Linked DNA regions of Mus musculus: region 2 is linked to region 1. The links are chromatin loops, found by intact Hi-C in ENCODE. Cell type or tissue: gastrocnemius. All regions are shown on one strand. Each heading gives the region's core, and the rest is flanking DNA. Links, peaks and the distances in the headings are about the cores only. Region 1 holds the start of Bclaf3 (Bclaf1 and Thrap3 family member 3). Region 2 overlaps Map7d2 (MAP7 domain containing 2).

Region 1 (9,492 bases), core at 3,272-5,771:
TCCATGTAAAGGCAGAGAGAACTGATTCCACAAAGCTTTCTGACCTCCACGTGTGTTCCAGCACACACACGTGCATACCCTCCCACACTCTAATAATAAAACATAAACATTTAAAAATAAGATAGACAACAACCAAGGAAAACACTGACATGAATGAATACACACATACAACACATATACACACTCACTGTGGTAAACATATTTATCAGTAAAAGTTAAAGAATAAATATGTGTTCAGTTACAAGATTAAAAAATTAAAATAACATCCCGGGCGGTGGTGGCGCACGCCTTTAATCCCAGCACTTGGGAGGCAGAGGCAGGTGCGGATCTCTGAGTTCGAGGCCAGCCTGGTCTACAGAGTGAGTTCCAGGACAGCCAGGGATATACACAGAGAAACCCTGTCTCAAAAAACAAACAAACAAACAAACCCCCCCCCAAAAAAAAACAAAAAATAAAATAAAATAACAAAGGAAGAAGGCCCAGGACGCTGCTTAATTAGTACAGTGTTTGTCTAGCATTCACGAAGCCATAAATTCAGTCCCCAGCACCATATAAATCAGTAGTTTTCAACCTGTGAGTCACAACCCCTTTAATGGACCTTTTCACAGAGATCCCCTAAGACCATCAGAAAACACAGATATTTACATTTTGTTTCCTAACAGTTGCAAAATTACAGTTATGGGGTAGCAAGGAAACTAATTTTATGTTGGGGGGATCACCATAACATAAGGAACTGTAGTAAAGGGTTACAGCATTAGGAAGGTTGAGACCCACTGGTGTAAACCAAGTGTGATGTACACATGCCTAAAATCCCAATATTTAAGATATAGAGGCAGATGATGAAAAATCTAGGTGATGCTCACTGAGTTTGAGGCCAGTCTGGACTAAGTGAGATCCTGTCACATGAAAAGAATGAAGGGAAGAAAGAAAAGTGATTTAGGGGCTGGTGAGATGGCTCAGTGGGTTAGAGCACCCGACTGCTCTTCCAGAGGTCCGGAGTTCAAATCCCAGCAACCACATGGTGGCTCACAACCATCTGTAACAAGATCCAATGCCCTCTTCTGGTGTGTCTGAAGACAGCTACAGTGTACTTTCATATAATAAATTAATTAATCTTTAAAAAAAAAGAAAAGTGATTTAGGTGTGGTGACATATGCCTATAATCCCAGAATTCCAGCACGAAGGAGGGTCAGGTAAAAGGACTATAAATTTGCGTCAAGTTGATCTAAATAAGACCCTGTGTCAAAAAACAAACAAAAAGGGAGCTATGTTCAATGTACACAGTATACACTATGAAAAACAACTTAAAGTTCAAACTTGAGTATGAAAGAGTATGGTGTAGGGCCAAAAAGTATCACTTAAGAGTCTTTGAAAATGAGTCCTTTTTTGGTTTGTTTGTTTGTTTGTTTGTTTTGCTGTTGTTATTTCAAGACAGGGTCTCACTCTATAGCTCTGGAGCTCACTATGTAGATCAGGATGGCCTCAATCTCACAGAGAGATCTATCTGCCTATGTCTATTCCTTAGTGCTGGAATTAAAGGCATGGCCCACTACACCTATTAAAACAGGGTCTTAGAGACAGGTGGATTTCTGAGTTCGAGGCTAACCTGGTCTACAGAGTGAGTTCCAGGATAACCAGAACTACACAGAAAAAGCCTGTCTTGAAAAAAAAATTAAATCAAGGTCTTAATAGTGCCTAGACTGGCCTCAAACTTCTGCTTCTCAACCAAACTTTGTCCCACATACCTGTAATCCAAACACTCAAGAGCCTGAGGCAAACATGAGCTAAGCAGTGGCATCCTGCTTGACAAAAAACTAAAACAAAAAACAAAAAAACTGAGGGCTAGTGATACAGCTAAACTGGTACAAAGTGATTACCTGGCATGTAGGAAATCCTGAGCTCAATTCACAGCACTGCAAGAAACACACACCTCACACATGATTTTGCAATCTTTTTGTCTTTACCTTTTGAGTTCTGGCAATACAAATCATGGCTTCAAACATGCTAGACAAGTACTCTACCAATGCTATTCCATACCTAGCCCCAGAATAGATTTCAAAAACTAGACCTTTTAGAAATATGTATGTCCTTGTGTGTGTGTGTGTGTGTGTGTGTGTGTGTGTGTGTGTGTGTATGCCCAAGAAGAGCAGAGAAATAGATCTTTTTCAGTAGCTCTCTACGTAACTTTTTTTTAAGACAGGAATCTTTTATACCACCTGAAGTTCACCATTTCAGCTTATCTGAATGGTTAGCCAGCCTCAGAAACTCTCCTGTCTGTTTCTTGAGAGCTGGAATTAGAGATAAATACTTTGCTGCTGGCTTTTTATTCAGGTACAAGGGATCTTAACCCCAGTTCTCATGATTCCACAGCAAGTATTACTGACTGGGCCATTTTCCCCAGCTCCAAAAGTTTACATTTAAAATTTTTGTGCTTCAAGATGCTTCTGTGCGCCGGGTGTTGGTGGCCCATGCCTTTAATCCCAGCACAAGGGAGGCACAGGCAGAGGCAGGTGGATTTCTGAGTTCGAGGCCAGCCTGGTCTACAGAGTGAGTTCCAGGACAGCCAGGGCTACACAGAGAAACCCTGTCTCAAAAAAACAAAAAAAAAATGCTTCTGTGCTCTGAAATTTTTACAAGAAAGTAAAACCTGCAGTAAGTAAGACAAAGTATGTGAAATATACTTTCATAAATGTCTCATATGACCCTAAAAGGTAAGACACACATTATAATCCCTTGTTCATTGCTGAGGAAATACCTTAGAAAAAGTTAAGTGATTTGGACAAGGTAATCAGATATAATTCAAGTAAGTCATAACTTCAAACTTTGTTCACTTAGAAAAACCCTTACTAACTTGTTTTATTTTTTTTAGAACACGGAGTAACTGGGAAGCTGAACTGCTATCAATAACCGAGGAAAATAAAACAAACATGACTGGCATGCACCTGCAACCCTGGCATTTAGGGGCCAGAGACCGGGAGTCAGAAACTCAAGGCTATCCTTGGCTACACTGTGAGTTCAAGACCATCCTTTCTTTAAAGACTCCCTTTTTTTAAAAAAAAGGAAGAAAAAAAGAAAGCCTCAACATAAATGAACAAACAAGCCTTTTAAAGTTTTGGACCTGTTCACATCTAGGGAAAAAGAAAAGTTTAAATATGCCAGGCCTGGCCACGCAGGCCTATAATCTACTCAGGATGGAGAGTGGGTACAAAGTTCGAGGACTGCCCAGCCTGACCAATAGAATGAGTTAAACAGCATCCTGTGTTGAGTGAGACTCTATCTCAAAAGGTACATAGCTCTACGGTGGAGTGCTTGCTTGCCATGGGGAAGGGCCTAGCTTTTCTTTCCAGGCTTATAAAAGAAAAGAAAAGTTAAAAAGGTAGCCTGACCGGAAGCCTCGAGGGCCCTATTTTCTCCTGGCCGTTTGGAATGTGTTCCAGAGAAGCAGTCACTCAAGGTGTAACTCAAAAAAAAAAAAAAAAACAAAACAAACAAAAAAAAAAAAGCATATTTCGAGGGCTAAGTTTCTCTAGGGCGGTCCTGACCGGTGGCCCAGTTGACTGAATTCCTCCCAGGGAGGTCTGCGCTAGCTAACTAGCCTTTGACCTTGTCCGCGGAGGATGCGGCTCCCGAGGCCAGAGCATCTTTGGCGGACAAAGCCGGGAGCATCGCTCCGCTCCGGAGGGCTCCGCGTCCTCGGGCTTCAGCCTCCCGGCACCGCCCCCTCCCTGGTCCCCGGGGACCCACGCGGCAGGAGCCTGGCGCCGCCACCTGCCCGCCGCCGTGGGCGGGCAGACCTGGGGGTTGGGGGGGGGGGCGGGCAGGTGCCCGAGCTGGCGGCGGCTCAGGAATAGCACCGGCGGGGACAGCCTCAGAACCCACCCCCCCTCAGGGCAGAGAGCCAAGCGGGCGCGCCAAGGGAGCCTGAGCCTCGAGGGGCGGCAGCCGCTTAGGGAAGGCGCTGGCCCCAGCGTGAACCGGAGAAGGGATGAGGTCCCCGGAGAAGCCAAGTCCGCCCGCAGTCCCGTTCCCGCCCGCCACCGTGAGAACCGCCACTCGTGGGCGAAGGACACACCCTCCCTCCTTCCCAGGCTCGGGCTTCCTCACTCTGCCCACTCCCCGGACCGCTCACCCCTCAGAGAAGTCGTCACCAGAGCCCGTCGCTGTCGCTGTCGCCGTCGCCGAAGCCTCCGCCGCTACAGCCGCCGCCGCTGTTGCTGCTCCCTCACCGCCTCGCCCGTCGCGCAGCTCCCGCCTCCTGCTCCAACCAGCACCCAGCTCTCCCCGCGGGCCGGGACCCGGAACCACTTCCTTCCGGAATGGTCTGGTCCCAACCCCCTCTGGCCCCGCCCACAGTGTCCGCCTCCCGCCCAAACTTGCCTTCAAGGAGGAGAAGCTCGGGTCCAGCCCCGCCCAGACGGCGCCCGCGGGCTCTCTAGCGCCCTCTGCTGGCTGCGCTCTCCCACGGTTCCCTGAGAGACTAAAGTGCGCTCGCGAGTTGATCTGGCTAGAAGGAAGAGAAGCACCCCAGGTGGTGCAAGTCTGGGACTCTGGAGTTGAGGATCGCGGCCTAGAAGTCAGCCCTCAACTTGGTTCCCTTGATCTTCCTGCCTTGTGTGCAGTATCCGCAGATAGAGGCAGAGGTATCGGCCAAGGTTTTTTTTTGTTTTTGTTTTTGTTTTTTTTTTTTTTTGGTTTTCGAGACAGGGTTTCTCTGTATAGTCCTGGCTGTCCTGGAACTCACTTTGTAGACCAGGCTGGCCTCAAACTCAGAAATCTGCCTGCCTCTGCCTCCCGAGTGCTGGGATTAAAGGCATGCGCCACCACTGCCCGGCTAGCGTCTAGCTCTTTATGTGGCCCATCTATATATCTGAGCCTGCTTCTCCTTGACCTCTGTCCCCACCTATTTAATTTGCAACCAATCATCCAACTTTTCACCATTTCCCATAGCCTCAAATGAAGGGTCTGCTTGGAAAACGGGACCTTCTGAGCTTTCCAAATGGGTTAATGGTCCCAATAAATACCAACCCCTCTCTGCTCTCCTCTCTTTTATATTTTCTTATTTTCTTCTCTTTCTCCTTTCTCTCTACCCTCATTTTCCTCCTCTTTTGTGCCTATAGTGCTCTGTTTGTATGTCCATGTATACTTCCCCTGTGTGGGGTGTGGGGGGAGGTCAAAGGGCAACCTCAGGTGTCATTCCTTGAGAAGGATTGTCCACCTTTGTTTAGGGTGACAGGGTTTCTCACTGGCCTGGAACGTTCCAAGTAGGCTAAGCTGGCTGGCTAGCAAGTCCCAGGAATCTGCCTAGCTCTGCCTCCCCACTACTGGAGTTCCAAGCATGTGCCACCATGCCTGTCTCTTTTTACACAAGGTCTAGGGCTCTGACTCAGGTCCTGATCCTTGCAAAGCAAGCACTATAGTAATAAATCTATCTCCCTAGGATCGCCACCCCCCCACCCCCATTTATCACTCTCTGCCTGCTGTATCTAGAGGGAACCCAGGACCGTGCACTCGGTGTGCAAGCATGCTAGCAAGAAGCTCTCATAACACACACAAACACATACACAACTGCAAAAGAAGGATTTGTTAGAGTAGGACCCACATTCGATCCTGGATAATCCAAACAATGACTATTGGCCCCCGGAAGAAGCAAAACTACGTTAGCTATGCAGTCCAAGAAAGCTGGAAGTCTCAGAAGAAGTGGCATCTGTAATTGCCTACAAGCTTCTTAGAGAGTCTCTGTGTGAGTTAGTGTTGAGACGCTAAAGACTCTGGAATCTGGTGGCCACAGAACATGCCGTGGCCATTAGACGTATCTGCTGAAGAAGTATAAAGCTTGCACACGCTGGCTAGGAATCTTCATTTCTCCACCTTTTTTCCTTTGGAGCCCCAGGCCTATTGGGATGTTGCCACCCACATTCAGAACAGCTACATTCCCCCTCAATTGCTCTCCTGCATGTCAATCATCTCTGACAACACCCCCACAGATACACCCAGAAGTGTGTCACTAGGCATCTCAATCTAGTCAGGTTGACAGATCATGACAAACACATTTTAAGCTACCCACAATCCCACTATTCAACTGCCTTACAGGGAATACAAATGATAGGAACTGCTTCTTCAACTTGAGTGTATATCAGACTCACACAGAGGCTCTTCTTGTTGGGGCCTACCTCCAGAGTTTCTCATTTGGGGACTTTACATTCACTCGTGTTTTTCTTTTCTTTTCTTTTCTTTTTTAGATTTATTTATTTATTTATTTATTATGTGTAAGTACACTGTATCTGTCTTCAGATACACCAGAAGAGGGGGTCAGATCTCGTTATGGGTGGTTGTGAGTCAGCATGTGGTTGCTGGGATTTGAACTCAGGACCTTCAGAAGAGCAGTCAGTGCTCTTAACTGCTGAGCCATCTCTCCAGCCCCACTCGTGCTTTTCATTTACTTGTGTTTTTCATTTACTATTTTTATTGTAGTGCTCGGAATTGAATCCATAGCTCTGTGTATATTATAAGGAAGTTATCTACTGCTTAGCTATCCCCCTCAACCCCTGAATCATATCTTTGAACAAAAGCATTAATATACAGTGTATGGGGATAGAGACGTGATACAGCAGAAGAGTGCACTGTACTCATACAGCACGAGTAGACAGCACTAGTTTAGGATGCAGAAGCCCTTTGAAGAAACAAAAATAAAGATAGAGTGCATGGTTGTACCCTCGCTATTCTTCTGCTATCACATCCATAACATTAAAGTTGATTCCTTTAGTTTGAGTTCCAGGCAGAAGAACTAAAGCAGACTTGCAATGGCTGTGCGTGGATACTAGCTGCATTTCTTGGTAAATGTAAGAAACATATTGAAATGCTTGGATTGGTATTTCAGCAGAACTTACTATACAAATTCATTATACTCAGCATACTTGGCATTCAGTAACAGGTTTGTGATTTCATGAAGAACAAGGAAAGTAATGGGAAAGTTTAATGATATTTTATTTTAATATGTGTACATGAAGAGGCAGTGTTCATATATGCACAAAGAACTGTTGCCACATGCAAATTGTTTTTGTTTGATTTTGAGACAAAGTCTTAAGTAGTTTAGGATTGCCTCAAACTTGCTATGTAGCTGAGGATGACCACAAACTCCTCCCAAATGCTTGGATCACAGGGAGGAGCCATTATGCTCAGCATTATGTGTAAATTGTTTACCTGCTTTCTCCATGGAAATAGACAGAAAATAGAGCCAAGAACCATCTGTTTGACTTGACAAAGGTCAGAGATGAGTCTAAAATTACCAGACACAGATCAGACAGACAGACATACACACATAATGATGAAATACACACGCAATTAAAGAGAGAAAAAACATATTTCTTTTGGTTGTTTCTGTTCTTTGTTTGAGGCAGGGATTCTCTGTGTAACCTTTGCTGTCCTGAAACTAACTAAATAGATCAGGCTGGCCTGGAATTAAGAGATGTGCCAAGGATCAGCCTCCTCTAGGAGAGGGGTTCCAGAGAGAAGGGGTTTTGAGGAGTTGGGAAAAGAAACCACTCGAAGTCAAGTCATGGGTTCAAGCCCTAGGTTCTGCTGAGATGAATTTCCAGATTGCTTACTCTCTCTCTCTCTCTCTCTCTCTCTCTCTCTCTCTCTCTGTGTGTGTGTGTTTGTGTGTGTGTGTGTGTGTGTGTGTGTGTGTGCCTGTGTGTGTGTGTGTGTGCCTGTGTGTATTTTCTGCTCTAGACAGCATTTTCTTGCTAGTCTGTAAACTCTCTGGTTGAGACAACTCTCTCTGCTAGTAAAAATTCTAAAAGCTACCTGGATAACTCATGGGTTTTCTGACCAAAGTCAGAGAATCTTCTCTTAAAAATTTTTGGATCTTCTGACCAAGCCAGAAATCCGGTTAGAAAAATAAAAACTTGAAGAGATGTTTTTGCTCTCCAGATATCTCCAGGTACTCAGCTCTTCTCAGTTCTCTTCTCTTCTCAGTTCTAAGAACTACTATTGCTTTGTGCTAGCTCAGCTCTTGCAGACCAAAAGCCCAGGTTTTATTTACATATCAACTCAGTCATTTACTCCAGGTTCCCTTTTGATTAACCTCTGTATCAGCATCCTGGGACTCCAGCCCCTTAACTCTTAGGAGACAGCAAGCACACATTTTCTTTTAACATTGCAAAAGAACTCAGAGATCTGCCTGCCTCTGTTGAGCACAGATGCTAACTACCTGGGAGGGACCCTGCCCTGTAATTAACATTTCTACCTCCCTTGGGAGGTGGGAGGTAGAAAATGACTCAGTGTGTCTCAGGCTGACCTTTAACTCAGGAATCTGCCTGCCTTTGTGTCTTCCTGACAAGGCTGGCTCTGAGTGCAGCTGCCTTTGTTCCTTTAGATTCATGAAGCCCCTCATGATTCACATTGCATCATTATATTTTCATAGTTGAGAAATTTTATCTCTCTCTCTCTCTCTCTCTCTATTTTTGAGTTCTTTTTCAAAGTCTTAAAGGCTGTCCTGAAAGTCCCAGTGTTTACCATTTTGCTGAGACATTAGCCACACCTTTGTCTCCTGGACTTGTGCTGTCTCTGATTATCATGGAGTCACTAACATTAACAGGGAGAACAGTCCTCTAAGGAGGAGTGTGAAATATGTACATTATTACACAGACAAGCCTTATACCTGTGGCAGCCCTCGATACTTGTGGAGGCCCAACACCACTGGCTCTGTACTAGGGGTAGGAATCATGTCACTCTGTCCTCACCACATTAACATTTTGTCTAACCTCTACCCCAGTTACCTGGGAACAGCTCTGTCTTGCTCAGGCCTTCTGGCTCCTGCTCTGTCCTCTCGCCCCTTCCTTCTCCCTCCCCATTCTCCTCCCCTCTCTCTCCATGTGCGCATGGCTGGCCTCTACTCCTCTATTCCTTCTCTCTACCTTTCTCTGTCTCTACTACCCTCTCACCTTCCCTCCCCACGTCCTGAATAAACTCTATTCTATCGATACCTTCGTGTGGCTGGTCCCTCGGGAGGAAGGGACACCTCAGCATGGGCCCACTGAGACTCCCCCTTCCCCCACACCTGACTACACATGCACCAAACATATTCCTTCTCCCTCGTCTTTTTATAAAACACAACATTGCCAAGACTCAGATTTAGAAGCTCTGCACGTTTGCATCCCCCCTGCTACAACATGGGGAACCAATGCTCGGTACCCCAAACTTCTGAGAACTGGTAAGCCCCCCCCACACTGGTCATCGTAAATGTCCCCATAGTCCCAGGGGAGAGTTCTTGAGCTCAGAGCTACCCCTGTGCTGCCCTTGAGGATGAAGACATTCAGGTTTTTCACTGTCCCTTGTTCTAGGACATTTTCCCTTAGGTGAGGTTTTCCTCTCTCCTCTAAGATGGTTCCTTTCTCAGTGCTGAGAAATCCCAGGCCTGGGTGAACTCTGTCACTCAGGGCACCGGCCCAGAGCTTACCAACCAGACTATCATGTGAAGACTTGTGGTCT
Region 2 (9,492 bases), core at 2,927-5,426, 57 kb after region 1:
GTGGGTGGGTTGGGGAGCAAGGCAGGGGGAGGGTATAGAGGACTTTCAGGATAGCATTTGAAATGTAAGTGAAGAAAATATCTAATAAAAATATCTAATTAAAAAAAAAAAGAAAAAGAAGCCTCTAAAAAAAATGGGGCACAGAACTAACTAAAGAATTCTCTTCTAAGGAATACCGAATGGCTGAGAAACACCAAAAGAAATGTTCAACATCCTTAGTCATCAGGGAAATGCAAATCAAAACAACCCTGAGATTCTACCTCACACCAGACAGAATGGCTAAGATTAAAAACTCAGCTGACAGCAGATGCTGGCAAGGATGTGGAGAAAGAGGAACACTCCTCCATTGCTGGGGGGATTGCAAGCTTGTAACAACCACTCTGGAAGTCAATCTGGAGGTTCCTCAGAAAACTGGACATAGTACTACTCGTAGATCCAGCAATACCTCTCCTGGGCATATACCCAGAAGATGTTCCAACTGGTAATAAGGACACATGCTCTACTATGTTCATAGCAGCCCTATTTATAATAGCCAGAAGCTGGAAAGAACCCAGAAGTCCCTCAAAAGAGGAATGGATACAGAAAATGTGATACATTTACATAATGCAATACTACTCAGCTATTAAAAGCAATTAATTCATGAAATTCTTAGGCAAATGAATGGAACTAGAAATATCATCCAGAGTGAGGTAATCTAATCACAAAAGAACACACATGGCATGCACTCACTGATAAGTGGATATTAGCCCAGAAGCTAGGAATAACCAAGATAAAATTCACAGATCACATGAAACTCATGAAGAAGGAAGACCAAAGTGTGGATGCTTCGGTCCTTTTTAGAAGGGGAACAAAATACTCATGGGAAGAAATATGGAGACAAGGTGTGGAGCAGAGACTGAAGGAAAGACCATCCAGAGACTGCCCCACCTAGGGATCCATCCCATATACAGTCACGAAACCCAGACACTATTGCAGATGCCAAGAAATGCTTGCTGACAGGAGCCTGATATAGCTGTCTCCTGAGAGGCTCTGCCAGAGCCTTACAAATACAGAGGCGGATGTTTGCAGCTAACCATTGAACTGAGCTCAGTGGAGGAGTTAGAGAAAGGACTTAAGGAGCTGAAGGGGTTTGCAACCCCATAGGAAGAACAACAATATCAACCAACCAGACCCCGCAGAGCTCCCAGGGACTAAACCACCAACCAAAGAGTACACATGGAGGGACCCATGGCTCCAGCCGCATATGTAGCTAAGGATGGCCTTGTTGGACATCAACAGGAGGAGAGGCCCTTGGTCCTGTGAAAGCTCAATGCCCCAGTGTATGGGAATGCGAGGGTGGGGAGGCAGGAGTGGGAGGGTGGGTGGGGGAACACTCTCATAGAATCAGGGGGAGGGGGATGCAATAGGGGACTTCTAGGGGGGATTGGGAAAGGGGATAACATTTAAAATGTAAATAAAATGTCCAATAAAAAAAAACCCGGAACAAACCCCTTCTACCCTTTAAGTGAGAATAGATTATTTGGGAAGAAATTCTGTGTATATTCAACTATCCTAACCCTTCATTAATAAACAGAATATGCTAACATATGCTAAACCTCTTTAGAGACTCCCTCAAACACATGCCCAGAGGTGTGTCTCTTAGGTGATTCCAAATCTAAACAAGTTGACAATGAAGATCAACCTTCATAGTAAATAAAAGAATGCCTTTGTTTTTGAGGGACATATTGTCAGCAACTTACTTTCAAAAGTTCTGGGAGATAATGGAATATGTCTACTGATAGAGGGGATGAGATGATAAAACAAATGTGGATGAAAGGGTACTTATAATTCTTTAAAACTGAAATGAACTAAAGAGAAAGGCTTAAAAGTTGATCCAAATTCAAATGATCCTTTGATAAGACTTAAACATATAGTATTACGGAGTGGGTAAATACATATACCTATAGGACCAGGTATCTCTTGATGTTTTCAATTATCCTTTACATGGAAAAGTTCAGATAAAAAAGCTCAGATAATAAAGCCTATTAACAAATGGTGGTGACAAAACACGGCTGAATAGTCAACACAGGGTGCCCTACGGTCAATTATCTATGGGAGTGGATAACCATACAGTGCGTCTGCCAGAGAAGTCTATGGGAATGGCTCCTAGACAAAAACAATTAAATATTCCTGGTTTTCTATGAGCAAATGATTTAGAGCAATGAGATGCTTATTTTGACCTATGCAAAATACCTTTTTGTGCAAGTTACTTTTCTTCTTGTGATAAAATATCTGACAAAAGTAATTTAGGAAAGAAAACATGTGCTTTTTGTTTGTTTTGCTGGTTGGTTAATAGTATAACATGATGGTAAAAGCATTAGACAGCTAGTCACATTGTATCTGCAGTCAGGAAACAACAATGAACATTGATGTTCAGCTTGCCAGCCCATGGAATGGTGCCGTTCACATTTAGGGCATCTCTTTCTACCCCAAATAACAGTCTAGAAACTCTCCCATAAACATACCCAGAGCTGGAGAGATGGCTCAGTGGTTAAGAACACCGGCTGTTCTTCCAGAAGACCTGGGTTCAATTCCTAGTAGCTACATGACAGCAGGTAACTTTCTTTAACTTCAGTTCCACAGGAATCTGGGCTCCATGAGTACCAGACACACTCCGGTGCACAGATATACATGTGGGTAAAGCACCCATGCATATTTAAATTAGAAAATGTCAATAATAAGTAGAGTTTGCTTATGTGGGATACAATTTTTAATATCAAGTTTCTTTTTCTTGTCTTTCTTCAATACTGAATACATAAAACAAAGGTTATAAAATATATTAAGGTGTAAAGAATGAAACAGTAAGTGCCCACACGTCCACCATTTAATCCAGAAGAATGGCACTGTCATTATGTTGAAAATTCCTGTGTGCCCCTTCTTTGTCTGATCCCCATCTTTCCTCATTCAAAGAATCCAGTATCTTCCTAAATTTTATGTATACCATGTTATTTTTATAAAAATTCATTTTACCACATTTAATTCTGAAGAACATTGTTTAAGAAGTAATCTGGGAACTAAAAATAAATGAAATTTACCATTGAGATTCTTCTATAACTTGCTTTTCCCAATCATTATGACATTCCTGAGATCCATCCATGTGGTTATTGGCAGTTGTGACCAATGAGTTCTTTAATGTATAGTTTGGCTAAAATTTAATTAATTTATGCTTGGGGCATATAAGCTCTCATGATTCTCTAGACTGGTCTACACCCATGTTATTCATCCACTATTTTTCACCTAGTAGGAACCTGTTTTTCTGAGTATTTTATTTTTATTTACTTGGAAGAAAGGTTTAAATATGTAGCATATTCTGGCTCAGGCCAGCCTAGAAATTTATTCATTCATTCATTCATTGATTCATTCATTTTTGGTTTTTTGAGACAGGGTTTCTCTGTATAGCCCTGGCTGTTGTGGAACTCACTCTGTAGACCAGGCTGGCCTCGAACTCAGAAATTCACCTGCCGCTGCCTCCCAAGTGCGCCACCACACCCAGCTTTGGCCTAGAAATTTATATGATCCCTATGCTTCAGCCTCCCAAATGTAGTCTGGCTTTTCTGAACATTTTAAAACCAGAAACACTTGCTTCTCTTTAGACCTCTCAACTCTTTAACCAAAGTTAAGCATTCTTTTTTTCCCCCTTTCCCTGCTGTGTTTTATTTTCTTTGCTTATTTTTAGGTTAATCATTCTTTTTTTTTTTTTTTTTAACATTTATTTATTTACTATATGTAAGTACACTGCAGCTGTCCTCAGATACTCCAGAAAAGGGAATCAGATTTCGTTGGGGATGGTTGTGTGCCACCATGTGGCTGCTGGGATTTGAACTCAGGACCTTCGGAAGAGCAGTCGGCGCTCTTAACCACTGAGCCATCTCACCAGCCCCAGGTTAATCATTCTTAATAGAAAGTTTTGAAATCTGAAATGCTCCATATTCCAAATTTTTTAAAGCATCATGGTACTGCTGAGAAATGCTCAGATTTCAAATAGTCAGATCAAGGATGCTTAACCAATTAAGTCTGTACATGCATCCCCAAGCCTGAGCAACTCTAAACTGTGACGCATTCCTAGCTCTAATGAACTAAGACAGACACATACTGAGCATCTGTCCTATAACAATAAATAGACAACCCCCCTGAGGGTTCTGAAGAGGCCACCTCCTGTAGTCAGGCAGAACTACCAATGGAGGGATGGGGACACCAATCCACACACAAAGCTTTCAACCCAAAATTTATCCTGTCTGAAAAGAGATTCAGGGATGAAGGATGGAACAGAGACTGAGGGAATGGCCAATCAATAACTGGTCCAACTTGAGACCCAGTCCATGGGTAAGCACCAATCCTTGACACTATTAATGATACTCTGCTTATGCTTGCAGACAGGAGCCTAGCATAGCTGTTCCCCGAGAGGTTCCACCCAGCAGCTGACTACAACAGATTCAGATATCCACAGATAAACATTGGGTGGAGGTAGGGACTCTTGTGGAGGAGTTGGGGGAAGAATTAAAGGCCCTAAAGGGGACAGGAACTCTATAGGAAGACCAACAGAGTAAACTAACCTGGGACCTTGGGAGCTCTCAGAGACTGAACCACCAATCAAAGAACATACACAGGCTGGACCTAGACCTCCCTGCTCATATGTAGCTCACTCTCCATGCAGGTAGCCCAACAACTGGAGTGAGGGCTGTCCCTAAAGCTGATGCCTGTCTGGGGAATCCATTCCCCAACAGGGCTGCTTTGTATGGCATCAGTGGTAGAGGATGTGCCTAACCCTGCAGAGACTTGATGGGCCAGAGTAGGGGAATACCCAGGGTGTGGGCATCCTCTCAGGGAAGGGGAGGGGGGAAGGAGGACGGAATTGTGGGCAGCAATTGGGATGTTAAAAAAAGAGACACGAAAGGATGTGGAACTGGAGACTCCAAGGTAGCGAGGAACAGCCTCATGAGAGTAGCCAACAGTGTCACCCTAAGGCCATGGTGAGGTCCTAGCCTGTTTTGCCAACAAGGGCCATATCAGGATCCATGGCCCTTCAGTAGTAGGTCTGATATCACCAAAGGCCAGGCGGATATCCCTGGTCTGAACTATCACCTGGGCCCATGTTGATGTCTATGGTGATTTGAATATAGGTATGGCCCTCACAGACTCAGGTGTTTGAATGATTCACACATAGGGATGGCACTATTAGGAGGTGTGGCCTAGTTGGAGGAAATGTGTCAGACAGGCTTTAAGGTCTCCTATGGTCATGCTATGCCCTTAGATCAAGATGTAGAACTCTCTAGCACCATGTCTGCCTGCATTCTACCATGTTTCCTGCCATGATGATAATGGACTAAAACTCTGAAATTGTAAGCCAGCCCCAATTTAATGTATTTCTTTTTAAGAAAAAAAAAAGACACTCTCCAGCCTCAAAGTAAGACCACTAACTGAACATGAAATGTTGATATAATGCAAACAAGCTTCAGATGAAGAAGGCTCCAACTGAGGCCTGATCCTCACTTCATATAGGTAGGTCTCCACTCAAATGTTACACTGAGGGATATATGCTCAAAAAACATTATATACTTGCATGAAGATGATCTTATGTAATCCTGCATAGAAAAACTTCTAAGTAACATTATACCTTTCCACTCTACTTCGGAATTAGGTTGTTACTGATTCACTCTTTTATTATTTCTATATGTGTGTTCATGAAGAGGGGATGTGTGCAATGGTACATGTATAGTGGTCAGAGGACAATCCTTCCACTTTTAGGTGAGTTCCTGGGATCAAACTCAGGTAGCCAGGCTTTTATGGTAAGCACCTTTAGCAAGCAAACCATTTTACTGACCCACTGACCCTTCAACTGAATCACTCTTGTCAATTACTGTTGGTAAAATTTTTTAGTAACTTGGGACAATGATCATAAATTTGTTTTTTTATATTGTCCTTGTTGAGTTTATCTATCCCTAATGAAAATTATGTGTTTTATTGGAAAATATTGTGTCGTGTGATAACATATACCTATTATCTCAACACTGTAGAATCAGAGACAGAAAGATCAGTTCAAGGTCACGAGAACTTGGTTTTGGAGACTATGTCTCCAAAACAAAATTGCTAAGCTCCAATAATGAAAGATGGTGAGCAGGTGCCCACAAATAATGCAATCACTTCAATCTAGAGCTAGACCTGGTTCATCAGAAGAAAAAGGATAATTCCAGAGGGAATAAGGAAGAGAAAAACAGAATTGAAGGCTTTAAAGAGAAAACGATGAACATATAATCTTGGCAAATATGAGTCCTATATATGTTACCAAGCAATGAACTTATAAATGGTCCTTCATTTATCCAGAAGATATATAAGCATGGAGCACATACCTCAAAGGTAGGCATTTGTCTTGCTCAAATCTTTTTGCTGGTCGTGCTTTTGGCAGAGCAGAAGCCACAATGTTGGATGGAACCAAACTAAGTTTGACTGTTAACCATCAGAGTTCTGACAAGGGAAATACTGCTTACTTGGATTTCACAGGAGAAGACAACCTCTTGGAAATATCTTCAGGAGGCTCGCATCTTCTCAGTGGGGACCCATGACCCCCAGAAGCAGCAGAAGTTGCCACTCGCCCCTTCTTCATTTTCTCCATCTGTAAGGGACAAAAAATATGATAGCCACAGCTCATGACTGGTACTACTTCTACAATTTGAAAAAAACCAGATCAGAGTGACACAGTTTTCTTACAGAGGTATCAATATGTATGTAACATGAATCTTTGTAGAGAATTATGATACTATGACATCATTATATTTAGGTCATCAAGTTGGAACAATAGTTTGTGCTTCAACATGGAGATCCTCTGCCCCACATTTTATTATCTTACCAAGAGGTAACAAACAGCATAACCAGATAGTGGCCCTAAATATATAGGAACTGGAAAGAGTACAAAAACATACACTTGTAGCTCAGAAGTTTCTGGGTTCTGTGTCGGAAGTACATGGTATTTTCAGCAATAAGGACTAACCTTCCACCTCTGAGAGCAACTAAGGCAAAGAGCAATAGCCTATGTTTTGGGTGTCTCTTGAACAACCCTGACTAACAACTCAAAAAAGGGCTTCCTATACTTGGTTATGTACTTAGGAATTACTAATATATTCATATTAGTATATTCATATTCATAGTCATATACACACATATAAATGTATATACATATATGTAACAATAAAGCTGGGTGTGGTAGCTGACGCCTTTAATCCCAGCATTTGGGAGGCAGAGGCAGGCGGATTTCTGAGTTCGAGGCCAGCCTGGTCTACACAGTGAATTCCAGGACAGCCAGGGCTATACAGAGAAACCCGGTCTCAAAAAAACCAAAAAAAAAAAAAAAAAAAAATCATGAATTTGAAAGAGAGCAAGGAGAAGTATATGGGAGGGTTTGGAGAATTTGAAACATTAAATTCATACAAACAAAACCATACATTTACTACAAAAGCTTTACCAGAAAGGGACTTTAATATCCAAGATGCTGAGTTGTAAACTCTGAGGCATACATGGTATATAATGCAGAGTGCAAAACACACATTTCTCTATTTTCCCCTTACTTCTCTTGGCAGAAAGGAATGGGCATCACTGACTGGCCTGCAGAAACAGCCTCACCCTCTTTCCTTACTACACTTTTCTGTAACAAGTCCTCATTTGGTCCCCAGAAATGGCAACCTTCTTCCACAAATAGCCCACCTTACAGAAAATCTTAGACTCAAAAATACCAGCTCCTATTTTAACTATCGCAGGGCAAACACAAATTTGAAAAAAATAAATGTTTTTATAAAATGTTCAATAGTGCTCAGGATATTAAGACAGTGGTAGACTACTCAATGTAACATGGAAGTTCCTGAATTTGCTCTCTAAGACTACAAATAATAAAAATAATAATTAATAAAGCTAAAAGTCTCAATAGTATTTAGTAGTTTTAATGTAAATTGTATGTATTAACAATTGATACATAATCAAACACAACTGATTATATATATATATATATATATATATATATATATATATATATATTCCTTCAACAGGTGGCACTCAACTCCCTTTGTATTGAATAACAATAGATCTGAGGGAGGTCAGCCATTTTGTACTCACAAGTAGGTTTGTGGAGAGGCTTGTGGGAATGAGGAACTGAGCCTGTCCCTCCTTCAGTAGCCCTGTAATGAAAGTCTCACAAGAGGCCCAGTTAAGCCATCAGATGCTATAGCCCTGGCCAGCATTCTGACAAAATCCTCATGAAATCTTGTACCCAAACCACCAAGCTCTGAATTGAGCTAACTTCAATTTCAAACCCAAGGAACTTAGGAATGAAGACATACTGTTTTTACTTTTTGTTTGTTTGTTTTTGGTTTTTTGAGACAGGGTTTCTCTGTGTAGCCCTGGCTGTCCTGGAACTCCCTTTGTAGACCAGGCTGACCTCGAACCCAGAAATTCACCTGCCTCTGTCTCCCAAGTGCTGGGCACCACCGCCCGGCTCATACTGTTTTTACTTAATCTGACAAGGTTTAGGGTACTTTACTATGTAGCAAATGATAACACAAATAATATGGCATATATAACCTCTTTCTCTCTCTCTCTCTCTCTCTCTCTCTCTCTCTCTCTCTCTTTCTTTCTTTCCTTCCTTCCTCCCTTCCTTCCTTCCCCTTCTCCCTTTCTCTCTTTTCTTTCTTCCTTCCTTCCCTTCCCCCCTTCCTTCCTTCCTTCCTTCCTTCCTTCCTTCCTTCCTTCCTTCCTTCCTTCCTTCCTTCCTTCTGAGACAGGGTTTCTCTGTATAACCCTGGAACTCACTCTGTAGAACAGGCTGGCCTCGAACTCAGAAATCTGCCTGCCTCTGCCTCCCAAGTGCTGGGATTAAAGGCGTGCGCCACCACTGCCCAGCATAATTTCTTAATAAATACATAAAATTGAGGTACCTGTTTAATAGTCTTTTCACTAACAGTGTCCGTATGACATTAAAAAAAAATCATTCAAAGGCTATTGTGAATGAAGTTTGACCTAGAACCTCAGTTTTGGTTGTATACAGAGACAAGAGTCCTAGAACCAGATAGCCTGAGGAAGCAGAATGGGTCGCTGCAACACTCCTTCTGACTCATGTCCCCTGGAAGAAAGGCTGTATTATCACAACAATATCATCAGGAATCTGCTACAAGACATTAAGCTTTAGAGGAATGCAAAAACACTTGATAATTTTCCAAAGTTTGGTAAAAACTTAAACCAAATGCATCCTTTGAACAGGCCCTGGAGATAGATGGACAAAGGAGAGACCCCCAGGTCAATGGTAGAAACAATCACACTGTCAGACAAACTATAGAATGAAGAAGAACACTTAAATTTACCTGTGAAGGCTCTCCTCCAGCCATGGCTCCCTTCCCAGCATCTCCCATGGCAGATATAGGTGTATTCTTCTTTTTCTCAGTGGTCCGGGTTGGAGAGGACTTGTATGAAGAT

What was found. Peaks named below come from ENCODE experiments on the same cell type or tissue, not always from the same donor. Only the 100,000 strongest peaks of a DNase experiment are listed, where the experiment ranks them.
Region 2: a loop joins it to region 1, with 4 times the contacts of the local background. A loop is called at or near these places in 2 of 42 quality-filtered maps.

The regions. Positions count from the first base shown.
Region 1 is chrX:159,527,473-159,536,964 of GRCm38, reverse strand. Bclaf3 (Bclaf1 and Thrap3 family member 3) reads right to left here and starts at 4,297. Exons shown (of 12, transcript NM_001033472.2): 1 at 4,130-4,297. In gastrocnemius, for the core only: a CTCF peak has its summit at 4,449 (motif pointing left); DNase peaks (open chromatin) are centred at 3,931 and 4,360; H3K4me3 peaks cover 1,302 bases; H3K27ac peaks cover 731 bases.
Region 2 is chrX:159,469,982-159,479,473 of GRCm38, reverse strand. Map7d2 (MAP7 domain containing 2) reads right to left here. Exons shown (of 17, transcript NM_001081124.2): 7 at 9,381-9,492; 8 at 6,525-6,649. Among named protein-coding and RNA genes, the nearest start is that of Gm39546, 42 kb to the left of the region's middle. In gastrocnemius, for the core only: no CTCF peak of the experiment used is centred there; no DNase peak of the experiment used is centred there.